Regions from separate parts of the Mus musculus genome. Here regions 1, 2 and 4 are each linked to region 3. A link is a contact called in ENCODE Hi-C or POLR2A ChIA-PET data. All regions are on one chromosome and are shown on one strand. The core of a region is the stretch at or near the end of the contact, and the rest is flanking DNA. Distances in the headings are between cores, read along the strand shown. Region 1 holds the start of Ripk1 (receptor (TNFRSF)-interacting serine-threonine kinase 1). Region 2 holds the start of 1110046J04Rik (RIKEN cDNA 1110046J04 gene). Region 3 holds the start of Prpf4b (pre-mRNA processing factor 4B). Region 4 holds the start of Nqo2 (N-ribosyldihydronicotinamide quinone reductase 2).

The links. Hi-C counts contacts between places; a loop is a spot of excess contacts on that map. ChIA-PET counts read pairs that join two places held with the same protein, here RNA polymerase II (POLR2A).
Region 1: POLR2A ChIA-PET joins it to region 3 with 12 read pairs in Patski. The contact joins the promoter of Ripk1 here to the promoter of Prpf4b in region 3. POLR2A ChIA-PET finds 5 or more read pairs at or near these places in 2 of 5 experiments (Patski and embryonic stem cell).
Region 2: a map of heart shows a loop between it and region 3 (2.4-fold over the local background). The contact joins the promoter of 1110046J04Rik here to the promoter of Prpf4b in region 3. A Hi-C loop is called at or near these places in 1 of 37 maps with a recorded cell type or tissue (heart). POLR2A ChIA-PET finds 5 or more read pairs at or near these places in 1 of 5 experiments (embryonic stem cell).
Region 4: a map of v-Abl transformed pro-B cells shows a loop between it and region 3 (4-fold over the local background). The contact joins the promoter of Nqo2 here to the promoter of Prpf4b in region 3. A Hi-C loop is called at or near these places in 1 of 37 maps with a recorded cell type or tissue (v-Abl transformed pro-B cells). POLR2A ChIA-PET finds 5 or more read pairs at or near these places in 1 of 5 experiments (Patski).

Annotation. Positions count from the first base shown.
Region 1 is chr13:34,000,864-34,003,893 of GRCm38, reverse strand. It overlaps Ripk1 (receptor (TNFRSF)-interacting serine-threonine kinase 1), which reads right to left and starts at 1,531. Exons shown (of 11, transcript NM_001359997.1): 1 at 1,188-1,531. It also overlaps a transcript of Serpinb6a not described here.
Region 2 is chr13:33,934,617-33,937,794 of GRCm38, reverse strand. It overlaps 1110046J04Rik (RIKEN cDNA 1110046J04 gene), which reads right to left and starts at 1,763. Exons shown (of 5, transcript NR_040707.1): 1 at 1,698-1,763. It overlaps Serpinb6a (serine (or cysteine) peptidase inhibitor, clade B, member 6a), which reads left to right and starts at 1,712. Exons shown (of 7, transcript NM_009254.3): 1 at 1,712-1,873.
Region 3 is chr13:34,873,727-34,876,810 of GRCm38, reverse strand. Prpf4b (pre-mRNA processing factor 4B) reads right to left here and starts at 1,282. Exons shown (of 15, transcript NM_013830.3): 1 at 1,117-1,282. The coding sequence starts at 1,157. Gm36839 (a long non-coding RNA gene) reads left to right here and starts at 1,571. Exons shown (of 2, transcript XR_382181.1): 1 at 1,571-1,642; 2 at 2,243-3,084.
Region 4 is chr13:33,963,348-33,966,337 of GRCm38, reverse strand. It overlaps Nqo2 (N-ribosyldihydronicotinamide quinone reductase 2), which reads right to left and starts at 1,679. Exons shown (of 7, transcript NM_001163241.1): 1 at 1,538-1,679. It also overlaps a transcript of Serpinb6a not described here.

The DNA.
Region 1 (3,030 bases), core at 282-2,781, 870 kb after region 3:
ATATCCTACCGATGTGTGGGAAACTATATATTTGCTTCAAATTCCAGATCCTACTGGAGATATTAAGGAGACATTAACTAAGGTGTAATAGTACTGTGCCCAGTTTGTAAGTTGTTACCTTGGGCACATATCTTATTACAATCTTGAAAGCTTAACATTATGTGTAAGGCTCAAAGTAGCAAAGAATGAGAAAAATGGAAATTAAAGTTAAGAATTGTTACTACTGTTTTTGTCAGTCATACAAACAAAACATCCCAAATTTCATTTTCAATAAGACTAGTATATTTCTACATACAATACAGCTGTGATAGTTCACCTTTCTCACAAGCCTTAGTAGTATCTTTCCAGGGGCTACAGAATTACACAATTAAGTCATTGCATCCCAAAGTTCACTCTACCATCGAGTCTTCATGTGTTAAGAAAGAATACTTTCCTAAAGGTCTTTTGTGGAATTTCTTGATTAAAACAGCTTCAACTCTTTGCACAAAGTAAAAGAGCAAGAAAATCAAATGATCTGCAAGACACAAAGAATGAGTCACCCTGGGCTGCACCATCCATCCTCAGTGGGCTCTGTCCAACGCTTAGGTGAGGAGGATGTGGCTTATCTTTTTCACAACTCAGAAAAGGTCTGCAGCAACCCATAAATGCAAATGCTACTGAGGACCAGAGAAGCCTTGGATGTTTGACACTGGTCTCTCGTTGAGGTCGTAGATCACTCCTGATTTGCCAGCTCACCTCAAAAATAACGATGAAAGCTACCGACTGCTCTGCCACCTGCTGCCCCAAGACAACAGGAATAGACCCTTTTAAAGAGCTGGTAGGTCCAGGGTTGATAGGTTACATTTAGGTAGTCTTGTTGGGGTCCTAAAGCTTCAAGAAGCTGTCATTCCTACCAAAATAATCGTTCCATAGTCACTCTGTAACCATGGCTACGGCGCACCTTCAGTCTCGACTTGAGCTAAAACGACCTCAAGAAGAGTCCAACCTCCCGCTAGATGACAGCAAGTTCCGCGCTTTTCGATTTCCGGGAACGTTTGAAGTCCCGCCCGCCACCCGGCTTCCGGAAACAACGAGCCCCGCCCTCCGGTCCACGCGCAGAAATCGCGCGGCCTCCGCCCCTTCCGGGAAACCAGCTTCTGAGGAAACTAGCGGCGGCGCCCCTGGCCTCGACCCCCGCGCTGACTTACCTCAGAGGCCTTCCCGCGGCCAAGTACCCCGGCCTAGGTGAGGAAGGACGGGCGGTGGACGTCAGGAGCGGCGCCTCGCCGTGGCTGCCCGGCCGGGACGGCCCTGGGCCCTGACGAGGACCGGTCGGAGTTCGGTGCTGAAGTGGCGCCCAGCCACTCGCAGGTCCCCCACAGCCTGCCGCCTCCCGCCGCGTCCAGCTCGCACCTCCGCGGGTCCGCACCGCCGCTGGACTCCCGGGAGGTGAGCGGCACCGACACCCGCGCTCCCGAGGCCGTTCCGGGGGCCGCTGGTCCTCCTCTAAGGACTACTGGGGTGGTGCTAGGCTGCGGCCGCCCCTGTCTCCGCCTCTGCTCACGCCCCGGGGCTGTGTGCACGGGCGAGCGCCAGCCTCCCAGCTGGGCATTGAGCTCTACTGAGCATGCCAGGTTCGCAGCACGACCATCCCGGAGGCCCGCGGGCGGAAGGAATGGCACTTTTGCCTTGCTTTCTGAGCGAGTTCTGAGAGAGCCCTTAAAAAAAATAATACGGCGGTCATAGCTGCTATATGTCAGGGCGGAGACCGCTTGGCCCGCTAGATAGCGCTGTGTGCGACAGTGGCCTTTGCAAGCTTTGTGGGTTCAGAGGTGACACGGTGACAGAACCACTGGTAAATTATCGTTCGTCCACCACAGCAGCCTGTCGAGGAAGAAACGTGATTAATTTGTAGCCCTCGAAAATAGTAGTTGAAACCCCAAGCAGAAACTGTGTTGCTGCAGGTGTCATTAAGAAGAAAGTTGCACGATAGTCCAGTGATCCCTTATTGTCAAAAGATAAATATGACAAGACAGAGAGAGGGCCACAAAAGACACGATAAAGGAGTCTTATTAAACCATACACACGACCACTTTAAGAAAATTCACAGCCATTTTACCAGATACCTCACCATACAAATAAGCATTAAAAAGATGCTCAATGTCAAAGGACATTAGGGGAACTCAACTTTGATGTAGAGTACACATAAAATGCCCCCAAATCCCAAACATTCACCGATGTTAACAAAAACGTACACTAACTGAAAATCACATACATTCCTGCAAAGAATGCAAAACCTTTATGGTTACTGTATGATTTATCAGTTTCACATACAGGTATGTACCCAAATGAACATACATCTAGTGTATAAACACATGTACTTAAGTTGGGTTTTTTGTTTGTTTGTTTGTTTGGAGTTCTTTCCGGGTGGGATTGGGTGTGTGTGTGTGTGTGTGTGTGTGTGTATAAAACTCCACATATGGGAGGCCAGGAGCCCACCTCCAGTTAGCTCCTTCTTACAATGCATCTTTTTCTTTTCCATACAAGGTATTACTTTTACCTTTTGCTTGTGGAATGGACTAAGCTGTCTGGCCAAGGCAAGAGGCACCAGGGGTGTCTCCATGGCCAGTTTTGTTTGTTTGTTTCTGTATGAGTGCTGGGGATTGAACTCAGATCCATATGTTGCCATGGAAAGCACTTTGCTGAAGGAACCATGAGCTATCTTCTTCAGGTTCCTGTACATTGTTTTTCCTTAAGTTTTTTGTTTGTTTTATTTACGAGTGTGTATATAATAGAGTGCAGATTCTCCTAGAGGCCACAGAAAGGTATCAGGTCCCCTGAAGTTAGAGTTTACAGGTGAACTGTCTGGTGTGAGTCTGGGAACCAAACTTGGGGTCCTCTGCAAGAGCAGTATGTGCTTTTAACAGCTGACTCACACTTCCAGCTCCTGTATCTGAAAAATTTAAAGGTTTATTTGATATGTCTGAGTGCTTTGATTGCACGTTTGTGCACCACTTGCATGCCTGGCGTCCATGGAGGTCAGAAGAGGGC
Region 2 (3,178 bases), core at 514-3,013, 940 kb after region 3:
CCAGCTGTGCTTGACTCCCAGGAACAGTGCAGTGTAGCTTATCAGTTTCTGCTATGCAAATTGAGACTGCCTTTTAAACAAGTTAAATTAAATCAAAGGATGGACAGCCAGCAGATAAAGTTTTAACCTTTTTTTTCCAACATGAAACACAGAACAACAATCATTCAAACAACAAAACAAAAACAAACATAAGTAGACAGACATATGGATAAATGGTGCACAGACGATAGACAGAGAGGGAATAGAACTTGATGTTTCAAAGGGACCCAGATATCCTAACCAGAACTAAGTATATCTCCAACAGGAGCCAGAGAGGAAGCAGGACCAATTTCTTCCTGTCCCTAGGAGAGCTCTGAAATATCTTATATCTATTTTCCTTCTCTTGTGCTAAAGCGTCCTGGACAGGGGACAACTCCATTTCTGAAACCTATTCTCTTTTTCTCTCTCTCGTGTTCAAGGCCTCACTCTTTATCTCCTTCTGGGAATTCTGCCAAAGAGAGAAGAGGCACAGTGGTAGCTACCGATAGTTGTTCTCCAGCGCCCTGCTTTTCTAACTTTCCCAATTTCTCTTCAACGTGACTAATTCTTTTACTTATATATTTACCATTCCTATTTCTGGGAATTAAGGACAACATAAATGTACTTGAGCTAAGAATTTTTCTAACATCTGTTTTGGTTGTTGTTGTTTTTTGTTTTTTACTCTTTTTATTTTATTTTAAATCCTACTCCTTTCACCTGGAGCAGCTCCTGGCTGTGGACAAATGCCTATTTAGAATTCCCTCGCCCCATTATGCAGCCACACCTTAGGCGAAGCCCATGTCGGGCCAACACTTCTTCAGCCTAGCCTGTATCCTCCTGAAAGCACTTTTTTACAGCAGCAGTTTCAAAAAATAAAATTTATGGCTAGCACTAGCATTAATGCTGCATGTTGCTTACAGTGCTTCATGGATACTTTCACTTTTCTTCTGTTTTCTGTGGCGCTCCACCCAAGACAGCACTTCTCAGTAGTCCCCCCTTCACCCCCACCCCAGTTTTCAAGTCCATCTGTAGCCATCTAGCAGCCATGGTTGAACTGGGTTTACCTGAAACGGGGGCTAGAAATAAGGTAAAGGGGTGAGAGAAGGATGAAGCTAAGACAAAGGTTCTGATCAAGGCTCAAAGTTTGATAATAAGCTTTGTGTTTATAAAGGAAAAAAAAAACCCACAAAATCCATCCACTTCTTCAGCTTGAGTATGTTGTAGCAGCAAGGTCAGCGCAAAAACCTTAAAGTTCCCATGGGTACCTGCAATTGCAGCCAAGACAGATGTCTGTGTCCAGGTTGATAAGGTCTGTTTAGCCTGCTGAAGGCTGGGAATACTGCTCATCCTTTTCATGGCTGGGAAAGGCTTACCCAAAGCTGAGAAGGCTACACTGGGACACAGGCACTGACCACCTTTCTTTATTTTTCTGTGCCTGCTGAATAAGATCTCTACCTCCAGCCCCAGTAGTTAAAAGTCTTTTCTTCCTTTCTCACTTTAAACTTATGATCTGCTTTGTCACAAGTATGTCCATCCACTAAGTGCTGGCACACTTCTGGCATCGCTAAGTGGAGGTAGCCAAAGCATCCAGAAAGTACCAGAAAGATCAGCTGCCCAATCTGAGGCAAAGTGGCCAAGAGCCAGAGGATAGGCTAGATTGTGGGTCCGCAGGCACTCACCTGGCCTTACTTACTCTCTTCCTTTTCCTACTCGGGAGCGGCCGCACCCTGGCCTTCAGACTCCTCCCGACTCTCCGCCCCCCATAAGTATTTAAGGCCTCGGGCGCGGTTGGGGCCTCCTCATCTCTTCTCTGCTTGCTACCAGTCCGGAAATCGAGAATCTAGGAGAATCTAGGGTATGCTCTTCGGTGGGCTGAGGCGGGGGTGGGGTGGCGGGGTGGGGGTGGGGAGCTGGGGACGCAGGCGGGTGTGGCGCGCGGCGAGAGCCCTGTGGACCTGACTCGGGTTCCCTCTGCTGCACAGCGGCTTCAGCGGGCCGTGACGCAGCCAAGTGAGTCGCCTTGTGATCCCAGCCATCTGGTGACATCGCCGCCCTCCCAGATCTGCCAGAGTCCTTGGAGGCGACGGCTAGCGAGGGATGGGGGCTGCGCGGAGCCGGCCTGGCTGCTGCGCGGGGCCCCGGGGCTACAGGTGATCACGTATGTCCTTCGATCCGGAGTGAACCTGGAGACTCCAGAGACGCAGGCTGGTGACGCACTAGGACGGGCGTTGGGATCTGGGAGGTGGGGGAGAGAGACCAAGGGCTGGGTGCTCAGACCCTTTCCTGTCCAGTGTGCCTGAATCTCCCAGGGGCGCTGCCCAGGCTGTGCTGGGAAGTTTGTGACAAATCTTAAGCACCCCGGAGGCCCACAAACATAAATACTTGTGAGAAACAATTCCAGATCTTTGGGTTTTGTTTGTTTGTTTGTTTGTTTGTTTTCCCTCCTACTAAACTCACAAATTTGATATCTGTCAGGTTAGGAGAAAATCATGGGCAAAGTTTTTGACAGTTTCTGTGCCAGAAGCACTTGGCATGTGAACTTGTTTTTTCCTCCCTCCTCTTTTTGATGGACCCAGAGCCTTGTAATGCTGAGCAAGTTCTTTCCTACTGAGATACATGCCTGGTCTTCCTCCTTTCCTCCCGTTAGGTTAGGTCTTTTCTCCACATTAGGATCAGAAATATGGACAGCTAGTATTCATATGGTGTCAGAAACACTGAGTGAGGGAAAACTGGGCGAGGTTTGGCACTTATTTTTCTGACTGCTTGGGAGGCAATTGATTGTAATAGGTCTTTTCCAGAGGCTGCTCATTTCCTTCCTCCAGTGGCTTAGGAGTTGGGTGTTGGATCTAATATATCAAGTAACCTTGGGTAAAAGTATGTGTGATCAGGGACTGTGGCGCTGGGGCTTGTGGGATGATTGCTGTTATCCGTTTACATGGGGTGTGTCCTAGTGTTTCAAGGCTGCTCTGAGTAATTGTATCCGATATGGCTTGTGTCATCACGCAGAAAGGGTGTGTTTGGGGCACTCTTGGCTCCATATACCAAGTTTATTTGGCTTCCTATACCTGCATGTCTCCCCATACCATCTCATACATGGATTTTACTTTTAGTCAACATGAAGCAGAAATCAAAATCTGATAGAAAACATTGAAGGAGAACT
Region 3 (3,084 bases), core at 33-2,532:
AACCACAATGCAACTTTCAAGCATACTTAATAAAAACAAATTCTCTGTCAAGCTGAGTAAAGTAAATGACAGGGGAACCCCAAACTAGATTCTCAGCAAAGAAACCAAGCTATCTGTCACAAGTTGCTGGAAACGGTATCAAACACTTTCCTAAACAGGCTGAAAACATAGATAATGCAGATGTAACTGGGGGGTGGGGGGTGGGGGGGGTTGCTGTTGCCACCCAGTCTTCAGTGGTATTCTCTTTAAAGTTAAGCTTTCCTCGCATAAACGTGGGAAACAAAACACTGCTCTTCTTTAAGCAACAGCTAGTCCTTTTGCTTATTCAAGGATGTGTTCTCTTGGCTTCAAATACTTCTATAGTCGCTTAATTAAAAACACAGATTAGAATGATTTAGAAGTAGCAACGATTCCTAATACTTCTCCCATGTCCCTTCCTAAAGGCAAAAACAAACTAGGGCAAAAAACTGCCAGGCCTCAAAACCCAGGTAGTCTACCTTACTTTGCCTCAAGTTTGAAAGTTAGAAATAAGCTACCAATGGACAGAGAAATACCGGGTTGTGGTTGGAAGGAAGAGTAAAGGGCAAAGGACTTCGCTAGCACAATTTCCGGGACAGTCAAAAGTGTGACCCTAGCACCCCCGTCTCTGCTTTTACCATCAGCAGGATCGCAAGGATAGCATATGCGTTAGGAAAGCGGGGCTTAGCCTGCCGGCCGCCACTATTCCTCGGGTCTCTTTAGGGAAGGAGATCACCGAGGGTTGAGATCGGAGAGCTCCACGGTCCCCCAGGGAGGTGCAGGAAGGCGCGACCTCAGGGCAGCAGCAGCCACCACGCTAACTGGACCTGTAGAGGCCGCTCGTGCCGCCGCCTCCCGGGGCAACGACGGACAGCAGGCCGCGCTGCCGGCACCTCAACAGCCGCGGCCCCACCGGCAGCAAAGCCCAGGCCGCTCCCACGCCTCCCGCCGCACCACCCACGGCGCGCGGCAAGGCAAAGTTTGGCTGTCGCCGTTAGGCCTGAACTTTCCCGCCCGTCGCGCAGGTCGCCGCCGCCGCCGTCCCCCGCATTGCCGGCCTGGAGGCCCAGCTCCGACACACCCGCGCGGTGCACTTACTCAGCTTGCTCCCGCAGGGACGGGGGCTCCGTGGCGGCCATCTTGAACTTCCCGACTCCTCCGCGATGCTGGCGGCGGCTCGGCGAACCGTGGACGCCAGTGGAAGCGGAGGAAGAAGGGACAGGCAGCCGCGCATGTGCGGAGCACGTAGAGAAAAGCGGCACTCGGGAGTCCGCGCTAAGAATCCGGATAGAAAAACTCGGCGTCCGGGGGCGGGGCGCGGAACGTAACTTCCGGGGCTAGGGGGCGGGCCGTGGGGAGAAGAAGGCCTGATTCACTTAGAGCGCTGGTTATGTGTGTAAGTGTGAGTGTGTAAGTGTGTAAGTGTAGGGACCTGCTGGAGACAGCAGCAAAGAAAGGGGTCGGGTGCATTGCTGAGAGCTGATTCTCCATGTGATCCAGTAGTGGGTGAAACCTGCTGTGTCTCTCCTTGTTGCTGATTGGCTAGCGGAGAGCTCGTAGACCTGGCCTAATTTAAACAGCCAGAATATCTGCCAGGTCCCCTTTTGACCTTCTGTTCTTTATGGTATGCTTTATATGGGAATTAAGTTTTCTGTTTCTGGGAGGAATACGTTGGAGATAATGGTGATACTGAAATAAGACCGATTTCCGATTTACAGACACCATTCTTCACAGAGTAAAATAAAGCACTTCTAAGCCCGGACACACAAAATAAATGTAATAAAAATGCTCTTGTCGGGCAGTGGTGGCGCACGCCTTTAATCCCAGCACTCGGGAGGTAGAGGCAGGCGGATCTGAGTTCGAGGCCAGCCTGGTCTACAGAGTGAGTTCCAGGACAGCCAGGGCTACACAGAGAAACCCTGTCTCGAAAAACCAAAAAATAAATAAATAAAAAATAAAATAAATAAAGCACTTCTAAAGGAGCTGGTGCTGGAAAACTTTTCCATGGAAGATTTTCTTTTTCACCCAAGTTCATTTCCACGCTATTACGAATTGGAGAGCGAAATCGATGCCTAAAGGCATCCCAAGCTGTTACTGTTAGCAGATATTGAAACATTAGCTTACTCGTGCAGGAAACGTTTACAAAGTGACAGACCAGACAATTACAATTCCTTGGGTTTTTTTTTTTTTTTTTTTTTTTTTCCTCTTCGGGGCCCTGGTAAAGGAACCGCCCGACCCATAGCCGCAGTTTCCGCGGATCAGGACGGAAGTGAGCTCTGCACAGCGGAACCAGCTTCCCGGAAGTCTTTTGGCCAGCCGGAGAGACGCATGCGTGCTGGTGGCCAGAAGAAAGCGTGGGCGTGTTCAAAGCTGCGGGCGGTGGTTGTGGCGTTAGAACTGCGGCGGGCAGCTATGGGGAGGCCCTCCCAGTTCCCTGCTCCAGCTCAGCTGGTCTCCGCCTCCCGATCTCAGCCCCGACCTCTCCTCTGCGGCAACGTCAGCACAGCGGCTTGCCAAGATTGCGTCTGAGCGTACCCCAAGATCCCTCAAGTAGAGGTCCGCCTTGTTCGGTGACACCGTGGAGACCACGGCGCCGGCAGACAATGCAAAAAGTTGAGGCTTTGGAGGCAAGCGTGTCTTTGTGAACGTTTCATCTTTTCCTACCATCTGTGGTTGCTTCAAGTATTATTCCAAACGAGCTGGGCATTCTTTAAATAATTGAAAAATATATTTGAAATATGTGTATTTCTGTGGAGAGCTACTAATCTCGTACACGGTTGCCATGGAACCCAGTGAGCTCTCAATAGGCTAATTGTAACAGACTACAAACAAATTACGAGCATCGTAAAACCCGTTGACTCTTGGAGTTTCCAGGTGTCTTTGAAGAGTGTAGAAGCCATTTGAGCAGCACTTAGGTTTAAAATTGGGATTTGGACCTTTAATGGGAAGACGCCAAACTGGTGTTAACACGCTTGAGGCATCATGCCTGTCTTAGTGTAATTTTTTTGTTGTTTTAAAATACTTCTGTGCATTTGTGAATTTGGACAAACTCAAAGTAAAGGAAAA
Region 4 (2,990 bases), core at 430-2,929, 910 kb after region 3:
TTTGAGACAGTCCTATTTGTTTACTCATGCAAGGGATGGATATTAAGCCTAGGGGAAAGATTAGGAAAGGTCGATCAGAGTTCTGCTCTTGATTCACGATGTATGTTTACAGAGCAGATTAAAAGTTTCATCACTCTAGCAGGGCACTAATCAGGTGACTTTACCATATCTCAGTCACTAAACATTACGTAGACACCCGGTGGGAACTGACCTGGAGAGTTCAAGAAACAGCAAGAAAGGTTATTTAGCTGGGCTCTGGTTTGAAGTGAGTGGCTGGTGATGCAGCCAGGGACCTGAGTGGGGGGATGATAAATAGGTCAGAGTAAAGATTTTATGCCAAGAATAACAGAAGATCTTAGGCAGATAGCTCTAAGGTTAATACACATTTTCAAAGGTTCCCAGGACTACTGTAGATGAGCAAAACACATCCCGAGATTTCCCTCAAGTAGGCACACAGCTGCCTTAGTCCGGACTTTGCAGTGCTGCTAGGCACACTCTACACTCTACCCCTAGCCTCACCGCCTCATCTGTGCTACTCAGCTCAGTTTACAAATTTGTATTACAATTGGGTGTGGCTGGCTGGGTGCATGGGGTTGAAATTTCCTCTTACTTAACTCTCGGAAGAGTAAGAAATTCGAACATAGATACAATCTCCTGATACAGGCTTTTCACTCTCAGTTACTCGCCTTAGGTGGAAACTGTAAGTTAACCAAGGTTTTGTTGTTTGTTTTTTCTTGTTTTGTTTTTGCTGTTGTGTTGTTTGTGGGGGAGGTGTGGTTGTTAACCTACAAGCCACATGAAAAGAACTTCACGATATTTAGAGATAAGCATAATTATGTCTCAACATCCAGCAGTTATTTTGATAGTTTTACTGTATCATTTTCTACACAGGCAGGCTCTATGGTGGTCATTCTAACAGCTGACATGTTATCCTGTAGTGACAGCATTGCCTGCCTGCTTTCTGTGTTCACTTAGTTTATCTTTTTCTAGAGTGCTCTTGCTCAATCGCGCTCCTCTCCCCCACCCTCCATGCTCCCTTAGAGGCTTCTGCGAGTCACAAAGTTTCAGTCTTCTGTCTCTTCCTTACTTATATTTCCAGAAATTACAGGTTACTGAAACCGATAGTTTCACATTAAGGTTACAGAAGCTGATACTTCCTTTGAGCCAGTGTTCTTTAAGGCAGAGTAAACCGCAGTTGCCAGGCTAAGGGAAGACACCCTGCACAAACTTCGCTCTGGCTCACTTCGATTTTTACCCTTTGCTAAAAAAATATGCAGAGACTCACAACTGCTCACTATACAAGAGTGGGCTGGCGAAACGCAACCATTCACGTTAAGCAGGACCTGGACCCAGTGTGGACGCGCCTGCAAATACTTAAAGGCTTGAGGAGCGAGGCACCCTGGGAACACCGGTCTACAGTTTAATATGCAAGCTGAAAACCGGAAGGGACCTCTTTAGTCCTGCATTTCCCCCAGTCCCCAAAGTTGCTTGCAGAAAGGACGCGCATGCCCCAGGGAAGCAGTGAACAGACTCTTACCTCTGCCTCCTGGAGGGAACACACGCACAATGTGACACAGCCAGTGTCTAGGGCCAGAATGCCTAGAGCTTGCCTGCACGCTTTGCCGCTGCGCCCAGGGCCGTTTTCCCCACCCGGCCCCGCCCTCACACTGACCTCTAGCGGCTTCTTGGCAACAACCCGCCCCACAACTCCCAATCAGTGGACTTCAATCTTCCCTCCCCTACTGTCTCCTTGACCTGTTCCTGCCCCACGCTGGGCTCCAGTAGTTGTGGGCAAAACCAGTTTCTCTCCTTGCTTCCGGCATCTGGCAGAAAGCCTGTGCTGGGAGATGGGAAGTGGTGCCTTCCTGCTTTGTACCTCATCCTCTACAAGCACTAATATATCCAGGCAAATCAGCACAAAAACACTGTACTACTAGGCAATCAAAAAAAAAAAAAAAAAAAAAAAAAAAAGAAATGAGTTGTGAATACATCCTGCTCCAGTCTTCAGGGAATTTCCCAGAGTAAGAGCGTCCAATCACCAAAGAATATGTATTTAATGATTCTGTTTCTTGAAAGAGTAAATTACAGGAATAGGGAATCAGAGTAGTGGTTGCAAAGATTTAGGAGTTAAAGAACAATCTTTGTGTTGAAGGATGCATTCTTTGCCTATCCTATCAGTGTCCACGTCACGGTAAGCCACTCTTGCCAGATGTCGTCAATGGAGAAAACAGTGAAACTGATATATAGGTAAAAATACAATAGTTAATTAAAAAATGTTGCGGGGCCTAGCAAACACAGAAGTGGATGCTCACAGTCAGCTAATGGATGGATCACAGGGCTCCCAATGGAGGAGCTAGAGAAAGTACCCAAGGAGCTAAAGGGATCTGCAAACCTATAGGTGGAACAACAATATGAACTAACCAGTACCCCGGAGCTCTTGACTCTAGCTGCATATGTATCAAAAGACGGCCTAGTCGGCCATCACTGGAAAGAGAGGCCCATTGGACACACAAACTTTATATGCCCCAGTACAGGGGAATGCCAGGGCCAAAAAGGGGGGGTGGGTGGGTAGGGGATTGGGGGGCTGGATATGGGGGACCTTTGGGATAGCATTGAAAATGTAAACGAGGAAAATACCTAATAAAAAAAATTTTTAAAAAAATGTTGCAAGACCAAGTAGTTGCAGAAGCTGGGCAAAGGAGCTGGTAGAACTTTAGGTGAAAAATTGTGTGTGTGTGTGTGTGTTGTTGGTTTTCTGGCTTTCTATCCACAGTGACATCTTACCAATTCAAGGAATGGTGGTATGGCTGATCTCTCTGCTACCATTTTCCTTATATTAAGAAGTGGATTACTGCATTCCCCGGCAGGGTCAGGGCTGCCAGTGAGCCTTGGCCTGGAGATGGTCTACATTTTCTAATAGAGATGCAGGTGTAAGTGCCTCAGCCCCTGTGGGATCATGCATGACTGGAGTACAGCAGCATCTGTGAACA